Regions from separate parts of the Homo sapiens genome. Here region 1 is linked to region 2. Evidence: chromatin loops called from intact Hi-C (ENCODE). Cell type or tissue: heart left ventricle. All regions are shown on one strand. Links, peaks and the distances in the headings refer to the core of each region. The heading gives the core; the rest is flanking DNA.

What was found. A loop is a pair of places that touch in the nucleus more often than their neighbours do. Peaks named below come from ENCODE experiments on the same cell type or tissue, not always from the same donor. Only the 100,000 strongest peaks of a DNase experiment are listed, where the experiment ranks them.
Region 1: a loop joins it to region 2, with 3 times the contacts of the local background. A loop is called at or near these places in 10 of 110 quality-filtered maps.

The regions. Positions count from the first base shown.
Region 1 is chr18:21,362,317-21,367,695 of GRCh38, reverse strand. GREB1L (GREB1 like retinoic acid receptor coactivator) reads right to left here. Exons shown (of 33, transcript NM_001142966.3): 2 at 1,560-1,669. Among named protein-coding and RNA genes, the nearest start is that of GREB1L-AS1, 86 kb to the left of the region's middle. In heart left ventricle, for the core only: no CTCF peak of the experiment used is centred there; no DNase peak of the experiment used is centred there.
Region 2 is chr18:21,239,032-21,244,410 of GRCh38, reverse strand. GREB1L (GREB1 like retinoic acid receptor coactivator) reads right to left here and starts at 2,179. Exons shown (of 33, transcript NM_001142966.3): 1 at 2,018-2,179. GREB1L-DT (GREB1L divergent transcript) reads left to right here and starts at 1,683. Exons shown (of 3, transcript NR_183513.1): 1 at 1,683-1,801; 2 at 3,076-3,134; 3 at 3,404-3,736. In heart left ventricle, for the core only: a CTCF peak has its summit at 2,162; DNase peaks (open chromatin) are centred at 1,519, 2,140 and 2,815; H3K4me3 peaks cover 2,598 bases; H3K27ac peaks cover 2,048 bases; H3K27me3 peaks cover 4,432 bases.

The sequences.
Region 1 (5,379 bases), core at 209-5,208, 120 kb before region 2:
CAACTAAATAAAAAAATCTGTATTCCAGAAACATGACACTTCATGTACCACCCATTTTCCTCGTAAGTTAAAATAAATTCAAATATTACTTTTTAGAGTTAACAAGTTTTGGTGTTTTTAAAGGTTTAATAATAATACCTTGTTTGCAGATTAGGCCAAAAGCTTGTAGAATGATTTTTAAATTAATGTAAGTTCCCGGCTTACCTCTCCCCGTCCACCCTCCCTCACTCCCCACCCGCTACCGCTTTCTGCTCCAAGGAAAGAAAAAGGTGATATTTCAACAGTGCAAAATTCTTCCTGAGAGAGAAACACTAAAATGATAAACATTTTGAAAAGCAAAGTACACTTCAAACTCCAACTGTTCTTTCAGACCTATATTGACTCTTATAGACGTTGCCAACATTTGGTAAGGATTATCCTTCCATTAGACAAAAGCGAGCATTCCTTAGATAAATCAGGAGTTTTTGCCATAAGACTCATAAAACCTTTTCACAACACAGATTTTCAAGAGAATCCTTTAAGGTTTAGGAGGCTGCTCCTTTTACTAAGTAACAAAATACACCCCATGGTGTCTCACTGACCCCACTCAGCTGTCCTTTGACCTCCTCAATTGTTGCAGCCTAACTCCAGGGTCCACAGAATGTGCCTCCCATATCAAAAAGGCTAATGTTGCTTCCTCCTAGCACCTGGTGAAACAAAATGCAACAGTTCTCTTTCTTCTGCCTCCTCCGCTCCCTCTCTGACCATTTTCCAGATGTTCCAGGCCCAAATGTTAAGCCCATCCTGGGTTTCAGTATCTGCGTGGTCACCATGAAGGAACAAACAGGGACCAGGCTGAAGTGGCAATGACCCTCTTGTTCTTTTTGGCCTCAAAAGGATACAACGTGTTATAAAAGAGGAAAAGATCTTTGGCCTCTCTTGGAAATGCCAGGCTATTTAAGCACATTGTAACTTCCAAAAGGAGAGAAACAGTCTTGGGATATGCCCCTTCTGACAGACAGGAGTTACCTAAACAGTAGCCTTAAATTCTCAATTCTAAGCAAGCATCTGATTTTCTTTGATGGGGGTGGGGGGTGGGGAGCATCACCTTTTTCCTTTTCTAAATTAAAAGCCTCCTAAAATAGAAAAAAAAACTTTTATAAAATCTTTAGAACATATATCTCAGGATAGTGTTATATGAGACAAATATATGCAGTCAATAGGGATAATCTGGGTATTTATGCAGAAGCCTATAATCTAGAAGTCTCATTTATTAGACAATTTGAAGCATAAAATCATAATCAACAAAAGGGAATAAAGAACTGAATTCTTATTTTCTTAATTTAGGTATATAGGAAATACAGGGGTTGTTGTAGAGAAAGAACTCTGCAGAAGCTTTCTGGTATGGGGTAAGGGGATGGGGGAGGGGAGAGGAAAGCAGGGAAGGAGAGGAGCTCATGGAAGTATCTTATTCACTTTAAGAAGCAAACATAGTAGTTTTATTTGAATTCTAAATACAACTTCCTAAAACAAATTTGATCTTGAAAAATTGGGGAGGGTCATATATAATTGTACAATACCTTGGTTTATTTATTAACATTTTTGAATCACAGTCATGATTAAGTTGGGCAGTCAACACTTCAGGGAGTCTGTTGCCTAGATTTTAACTTGTTTAAAGCTTTTTGTGCACCTGCAAAAACATAAAAAATAAAAATATATACATAAAGACATGAGTTAATTTCCAAATACATATTCTATAATATAATAATCTAAATATTTATAATTCCATGAAAATCACAGTTAGAAATTATCAAAGTCTCACACTTTCCAACTCCATATACATTATAATGAGCAAATATACAGATACTCCACTTTTCTCAATAGTCTCAAAATAATTACTCCTAATTATATATACTCAAAGATAATTTCTGTTGTTCTTATGATTTCCCCCACTAAAAGTAAGTTGAATAAGTCTGTCAAGTCTGCATTTATGGCAGATGTTACCATAATATCAAAAGCCAACAGACTACTTTTAGGAATGAAATTAGTGGAAGGTAATTTTCTTATCTAAGGAATTTAGGAGTAATAATCCCTGATACCCGGCCCAAATTTATCTACTCAAAGAACTATCAAAAACGTAAAACATAATTACTATTGATTGAAAATTTTCCAGTAAGAAAGCCTGCAAAAAGAACAAGAGCTATTGTTTCTTACCCTTCTGAGTAATGTATTCCTAGAAGATATTAAACTAAATAATTATAATTGCATATAATTGGTTGAAAAGTATAGTATGCATGTTCATCTCTCCTCTAAATAGATTATGGTCAATATAAACTACTGCATGGGAAAATAGGAAATATAGTTGTAAAACATAAAGTGAAATGAAAACTACTTGTCATTGATTTTTATAGATAACATAGAAGCATTTCTAGTCCTTTGTTACTTTGTTTAAAAAGAAAACAAAAGAGGATTTTCCTAAGAAACTAACTTCAATATAAATATCTATATAACTAAAATATTTGAAGTAAAATTAATTTATGTTGTCTAAAAATGGTTTTTTTCATTTTACTTTTCTCTTATGCCGACTTGAAAGAAAAAAAATTTTAGATTTTTCGAATAAAAATATTTATCTTACCTCTTACTGTCAGAAGAATGTCTTCAGGCAAAATAATAATTAAAAATGGAAGGTCTAGGTTTTCAAACTCACATATATCCCACCCGCCCACACATAAATAGACATCTTTTCCTAAGTCAGCAGGAGCCTTGCTACCTACATCCAAACCCAAGATTACCCCATATGGTCAACAAGGTCAAACTGCATTACTGCCAATGAAACTATATTACTCCACAAGGACCCTAATGATTAAAAAAAAAAAAAAAGTCAGTAATCTAATTCCAATAGCTTCAGAGTCTAAAATTGCTAATTTTTGGCCACGTGCTGCACACTTCACCTGTTAGTAATGACATTTTTGTATTTTCTTCTAATTACACTCAAAGCTAAGACCTTTGGCCCTGGGCCACAGACCCCTATTCAGGCTGCACACATTCTCTTAAACGACCTGATCCTTTGTTGTCACTCTTACTCTTTCATCTATTATTTACATCCATAGAGAAGGAAGATACTCAACCATTTGTATAGCTTAAAGCTTCTAATCATCTTAATTTCTTTGCCTTTCAACCTATGGTCTTTTTAATAGACAAATGCCAAGAAGTTTGACAAAATCATTTTTTTTTTTTGCAATCATATTGCCCCCTCTTCTCCTTTCTTACTCCCTGGCCAACCTCCTTCCTGTTCCTTGTCTTTCACAGGAGGGACTTTGTATTAGCCAGGATTTATAAATTTTGACCTTCACCAACAAAATAAATTTCTAAATACAATACAAATCTCCAACTTGTTCTGACAGATCAATAACAATTATATTTCTTTTTTTGACCAAAGAGCCCCTTAAGTTGAAGGTTACTGAAAATAACTTAAAATCTGTCCCCAGCCTCCCAAAAGCCTGAGCACTGAATTTTCAGAATTCCTCTACAAAAGTGCCAAAAAGCATTTAGTAAACAATAAGAATATTAGTTATGTGGCCAAAACTTTTCATTTTAATGTCTATGCTTGCTCACTTGTTTACAAAAAGAAAATTTAGAAAAAAAGAGGAAGGAAAGAAAAAAAGAAAAAACAAAAATTTTAAGGTTAGATTTCTAATTTAATCTTTAAAACATTTAAAAGACTACTAATTCTCCAAACAGCAAAATCCTCACATAATATATTCTGTATCATTATGATTATTTCCCAATACTTTATCAAGATTAAAAAATATATATTCAAACACATTTTGCAAATCCAAAGCATGGAATTGTTTACCATGATGCAGATGTCTCCCTCAGATCACGAAAGCCACCAAAAGATTCTGATTTCCAAGATGTTTATAAAATGACATCTGATCCATCTTTGCTCTCTTCCTCTATTGCTCAGCTTACTCTTGATTTCTAACAGTGTTTCCTTGTTGTCTGTCCCCTCTGCAGACCCTGAAACCCCTTGATTTTCTTATTTTCACCATTTGCTTCAACCAGCAGTTCACTGGAGACCCATCCATCTTGTAATGCCTAAAGTGACAGATGCTCTCAGAAACGACCACACTGCTGAGTGAACAAAAGATAACATCACCTCCAGGAACTCCAGAGAGAAATACAACTGCAAGCTTAAGACAGGGGCTGACTTGACAGACATTGGACCATAAACCTCTTCTAAGCAAAAAAGAAAACAATTGCCACACACACAAAAAAAATCTGACACAATCAAAGGCAGAAAAGAGTGATTATTTGTGGATTGCCTTTTCACTCTGTAACTCACTTTTCCCCACCCAATGCTTTTATATCGGGGCAATTCACTCACCAATAGGCAGGAGGAGTTCTTGTGTGTGTGGGGGGGGGGGGGCGGGGGGGAGGCGGAGTGGGGGCAGGGGGAGCCTTTCTCAAGTATCTTCTTTTATTCATCAATATTCAAAGTGAAATTCATTCACAAGTGTTTCAGGAAATCTAAGTCTACCATACAGCATTCTTAAGCCTGACTCTTAATATCTGGACTCAGAAATGCTGACTCAATTCTACTGCGGTGAAAGGCACATGCATGCTTTGCAAATTAAAAACACATTAGAAATTAAAAAGCAACCTGTGACAATGTCAACAATATGTGCAGCACATTTGAAAAAGCCAACCATTCATCAGACAACCTCCAACTTGGGTTAAAAAGACATTTTACAAGAGGATTCTGGGAAGGGCTGCACAGCTCTTTTCTAACAAAGGAAAGGTCATATTAACATCTCCCAGCAACAAACTAATGACAGGGAAGCTGTAGATGCAGGAGACTCTGCTTGATGCCATCTAGGTTCTAGGACTTTCGTTGTGACTGTTGTTTAAAACATCTTATTTAAAACTATCAGACAGAATAGGAAGTAAATATAACTCTAACATTCAGACAAATACAGTGAAGGGGAAATTTCGAAGAACATAAAAACAAAAACTAACCTGGAGGTCAATTAAGAACATCATGTGGTCAATGCCAATTATGGAGATTAACAACCCGTTTTTAGAATAGATATCGAGCAACACAGGAAAACCTCTGTTGGAGCTAAATACATTATTCTTCTCAAAAAGGGCAAATGATACAAATATTTATGTTACATCTAAAGAAAAGAGCCAAAATGCTTAAGAAAATTTCCATTGACAATATTTCTAAGAAGAAATCTAAATACTTATAATGGCATTTCTTTAATAAAAATATTTTTTTCTCTAAAATGTTTGCACACAAAGTCTTTAAGTTATGCTACAATCATTTTTCTTTGGGGTTACTAATGACTCCTCTCCTCCCCACTTTCCAAAAAAAACACAAATTTTAAAATATATTTT
Region 2 (5,379 bases), core at 163-5,162:
AACTCGGCCTTCGTATTTATCCTTTACCACTAACATCTTTATATTATGTCATGTCAATGGGAGTATACACACGCCCTTTCAGTGTTTTCAGATACACACTGCGGTAGACAAAGTAAACTACTACAGTTCTCATTCTCTACTTCATAAAGAATTCCAAAATGGAGGAAAAATTCAATAAAGATTGCAAAAACCAGTGTAGGGAAACTGGTGTGTGTGCAGGAGGAGATATTAGTTTAATAGTTTTGCTTTCCACTGCATACTGTTCTAAGATTTTTAGCCCTCTAACTGATCTTCAAGGTAATAATTGTCCACATTTGGCTAAATAATCTCATGTCATCATGAGTGGGTATCAAGTTAATGGTCATCACCACGAATATATAGTTCAGTCTTATATTCAATCCCTTTCATCATCTATAATGTAATTCCATTTTAATAGACTTACGGAAAGATATACAAAAAATATACAACAGTGGCTGCCTCTGAGAAGGATGAAGGCTTGTATGGAGGAGAGGAAAGAGGGCTTAATTTACACTGTATACTCTTCACTGTTGTTTGAAATGTTTACCCTACTTATATATTCATTCATTAAACATTTTCCTCTTGAAATACATACCTATATGCATGTAACTGTATTACTAAATATTTCAACAATTTAATTTTTTCTCTTTTAAATAATTTTTCAGTATCATTCACAAAACCTCCTAGAAAATTTCAGCAAAGAGAAGAAACAACACAGTCACAACACTCAAAGCAGAGTTCCAGGATTTAAAGTCTAAGAACATATATAGATGAATGAGAGGTTTTATTAAGGGGGACTGAGTTCAAAAACCTTTTGTGGGAAAGCTCTTCCCTGTATTTAAACGGCTAGGTTTAAAAATGTGATTTAAGCAGGGATTCCCGCCTCGAGGCGGGGGGAGGCGGAAAAAAACACCTTACGGTGTGAAAAGCAGAAATTAAAATGTGGTTTCTATCCTCTCAGCCGGGGCCAGAGGAGTGGGTGGGGAGGATAAGGACCTTGGAACCGTCACGTTCACCGGAGAAAGGGGCAAGACTGAGGAGTTTCTCCAGGACCCGCAGCCTCGGTTAGAGGCAGCGGCAGTTCCGGGCAAACGAGTCGCGTTCGGGGACGTTCCTTGGACTCATGTAACTGAGAAACCCCACGCACTGAATCTCCACATGGAGTTTCCTCTTAATGGAGCTGGGAAGAGGGACGGCGGGAATGGATTTCCTTTAACGAGTCTCCCTCACCCTCCCCGGCCAGGGCGCACCTCACTCGCTGTCTGCTTGTGTCAGGGTCAGCTGTCAACACAACTCTTTGTGTCTCATTCGGAATAAGAGTGGTCCTCAGCCATGCACAGAAAAATGGACATGCTGGCCGGAAGACACGCGCGCCCGCTCGTGACGAAGTGACATTTGGTGTTGAGGAAAAAAACCCACAGACGCCGAGCGAGCGCCCAGCCACCTCTGGACGTTCTCAACTTTCCCAGGCTGAACTCCATCCATCCTCTCCCCGCCACCTCCGCGGCGCCCTACCTGTCGCCCGCCCGCCTGCCCGGCACCCCCTCACTGCCCCTGGGCTCGGGGAGACGAACCAGGTGCCCCCTCGCCGCCTCCGCCGGGGGACCCCGCGCTACTCGGCGCGCCGCAGCTCCCTCGTCCCACCCCCGGGCCGTCTCGCTCCCGCCACAAAGGCAGCGAGTAGAGCCCGGTGACAGGCCTTCGGCCTCTGGGCGCGGACAGCACGGCCGGGTCCCTTCGGTGGGCGACGCGAGGCGGCAGGGAAGGCAGGCACGGCTCCCAGGTTGGCACTGGCGCTCCCTCGCCACCCGCACGCGCTCCGCTCACACCCCCGCTGAGCTTCCCATCCCTCCGGAAAAGTCCGCTGCGGCGCTTCCCCGCGCGGCCAGGGCGTCCAGCCCGCCAAAGGGCAGCTCCTGCCGGTCACAGGCGAGCTCCCGCGCCCGGTTCGCGACCTCTCACCTCCTGCCCGCGCCCCGGAGTCCCCGCGGCCGCTCACCTGGCCCTAGCGGGGCGCGAGGGCAGAGGACCAGGGGGTGGCCCTCGGCTCGGCCGGGCTGGTCTCCCCACCCCCAGTGCCGTTCCCTGCGCCGCGCTGCGCTCCGCTGCTCCGGCCGCCCGACTCCGAGGTGCTAGCGCCGCCGGCGGCTGGCGTCTCTCTGGCAGGCGCGCGGTCCGCGCGCTCAGTTCCCCGGGGCGGAGCGAGGCGGCGGCCGCCGCAGCCGGAGGCGGATTCCTCAGGTGCTGCCCCTCCCGCCCGCCCTGGCCTCCGCAGCGGGGACCCCCGCGCCCCCTCCCCCCGCCCCGCCTCGCGCCTTCCCGCTGCCTCGGCGTCCGCGAGTGGCTTTTGGGGGTCCCTCGCCCTCTGTGAGGGTGGTGGGCGCGCATTTCTCCCCTACCCCCCTCCAACGACGCCCCCCGCCCAGCCTGTGGAGCCCTCGATGCGCGGTCCTCACGCCTCCATTCCCAAACCCCGCCGCACAGACGAACGCGCAGCCCCGCGGGGGTGTACAGGGGGTCGTGCGGGGGGGGGGTCTTCTGTGAGGGAGGGCTGCACCCCAGTGTGCTGACGCGCGAAGCCAGGAGGAAAAATTATTTCCCCTGGAGCCCGCGTTCATTCAGCCTGCTCTCGCCTCTGCGCAATTGCTTTCTCTGTTCACTGGACGGCGGCTGAAGAGCCCCAAGCGTGAACTCGGCCTGGGCAGTGGTGGCTCGGAAACCCTTGGCCTTTTGCATGAAGGGGGTAGGGTGGGGGCAGGGCGCGGACAAAACCAAACAAACCCGGGAGCTCCGGGCCCAAGCCGACTTTTGCACCTCCCGGAGGAGCACGCCCTCCGGCCCCGGGCCCCGGCTCGTCGGTAGCCTCCCGGGACCACGGGGACGGCTCCACCCCAGGGCAGCCGCGTCCAGCTGGCCCTGGGCCTTGACGGGTGCTGCGGGGAAAAGGTTCTTGAGAGATGCTGCGGCCCGGTAGAGAGATTTAGCTCCACTTTTCACAGCTGGAGGCTTTTGTTATTAGAGATGCGGCTCCATTTTTAAAACTAATTGTTGCCACAGATAGGCGACTACATCTCTGGAAGCAGCAGCTCCATGCTGGATGTGGTGGAAGAATCGAGGTAAGGAAAGGCTGATGTATTTTGAGTGCCTTTAGTGCAGTACAGCCCGGGGGAGCTCCCCGTGTGCGTGGGAGTGGGGAGGCAGCCGCGGCGCCCAGGCCCGGGTGGGTTGGAATCATTGTCAAGTGATAGGTACCATTTAAAGACATTGTCAATTAAACTAGTTCTCATACGATGTCCCAGTACTTTTGTTTGCTTGTCTTGCATTTTTCTTTTTTGCCATATCCGAAATACATTTTTTTCTTTCCTGTCACTTTTGATCCATGCAGAGGGAATGGACTGGAAGTTTGGAATCACCGGAAAATAACAAGGCATAGCTAAGCTGTGACTAGCAAGATAAACGATTTGTTCGAGGTTTGATTGTCCTTTCCCTCCTCCACTCGGAAGACATAGTTGTCTTTTTTTAAATCATGTTTTGTACCGAAATATTTTTATTTTATAATTGAATCCCTGTTGTTGGGCCTTTAAAAACCCATAGAAACATTGTTATGTGCCACGAAGGTGGGAAACACGGCTTTCTCAGTCATTGCTGTACTCCCACAATTCTGGGTCATGCACACAATACAGGTTTAGTAAATAAAATCCGTATGTTTTTGGCCCCACGCGGTGGCTCATGTCTGTAGTCCCAGCGCTTTTAGCCTGGGTGACAGAGACCCTGACTCAAGAGTGTGTGTGTGTGTGTGTGTGTGTGTGTGTGTGCGCGCGCGCGCGCGGGCGGGCTTTAAAATAACTACAACAGAAAGGTGCAGATGATTAGCAATAGCTAAAAGAATCCAAAGTCACTTAGTAAACTCATCATGAGAACTGGCCATACACGTGGAAAAGACAGTGCTGTAGAAACTGAAATTTTAAGTTCACCTGGTGAATATAAACTAAGCTCATAGAAGTTAAAGCAGGTGAGAATCTTTTGAAAAACTCAACCCATCACAAGGTCTGTAGAGTGTGTGGGGGTTGGGCAGAAGCAAAACACCTTCCAATTTAAAGATAAGGACACTGAACAAGGAGCCGCTTTAAAGTAAAACCACCAGTGCAGTTTTCTCTCTTAGTGCAAGGACCATTTGTTGAGTGCCAGGTACACTAGACCCTAGAAATGTGAAAGCAAATCTGGCAGTCACTCAAGGACCATAGTCTAATATTACAGGACTCTGGTATTCATTCTTCATCCATTCAACAGATATTGAGCACCTAATGTGAGTTAGACGGCACAATATATCAGTAGTAGTGGTGATTTGTCAGTAAACAAGGCAAGTCCCTAACAAGGGTAAAAGTGAGAGTAATCTATATATCCTGGTAGATTGAAAAGAGTTCAATGCCATCTTCATTAGATAACAAACTCCCAGCCGGGTACAGTGTCTCACGCCTGTAATCCCAGCCCTTTGGAGGCCAAGGCAGGTGGAACACTTGAGGTCAGGAGTTCGAGACCAGCCTGACCAACATGGTGAAACCCCATCTCTACTAAAAATGCAAAATTAGCTAGGTGTTGGTGGCACACACCTGTATTCTCAGCTACTTGGGAGGCTGAGGCAGGAGAATCGCTTGAATCCTGGAGGCGGAGGTTGGAGTGAGCCAAATTGCGCCATTGCACCCCCAGCCTGGGCAACAAGAACAAAATTCCGACTCAAAAAAAAAAAAAAAGATTTCACACTCCTGTGTCCTGAATTTGTGTTTCTGCCTTGTCTTCCCTTTGGGATTTCTATGTCCCTCAGCATGCCCAGTAGACCTCCATAATTATAAAAGATGATAGGGTTCAGAGTGAACATTCTGAAAAAAGGTCCCATAGTTTTGAATCCTGACTCCAGCCTGGTGACAGAGTGAGACTATGTCTCAAAAAGAAAAAAAAAAAAAGAAGATGCATTAGTGCCTGAAACACTTTTTTTTTTTTTTTTTTTTTTTTTTTTTTTTTTGAGACAGAGTTTTGCTCTTGTTGCCCAGGCTGGAGTGTAGTGGCATGAACTCGGTTCACTGCAACCTCTGCCTCCCAGGTTCAAGCGATTCTCCTGCCTCAGCCTCCTGAGTAGCTGGGATTACAGGTGCCCGCCACCACGCCTGGCTAATTTTTTGTATTTTTAGTAGAGACGGGGTTTCGCCATGTTGGCAGGCTGGTTTCAAACTCCTGACCTCTGGTGATCTGCTCGCCTCAGCCTCCCAAAGTGCTGGGATTACAGGTATGAGCCACCATGCCCAGCCCGGAACACTATTAAATGTTGACTGTGATCATTGCCTGTGCATCCCTCCACTCTCTCCC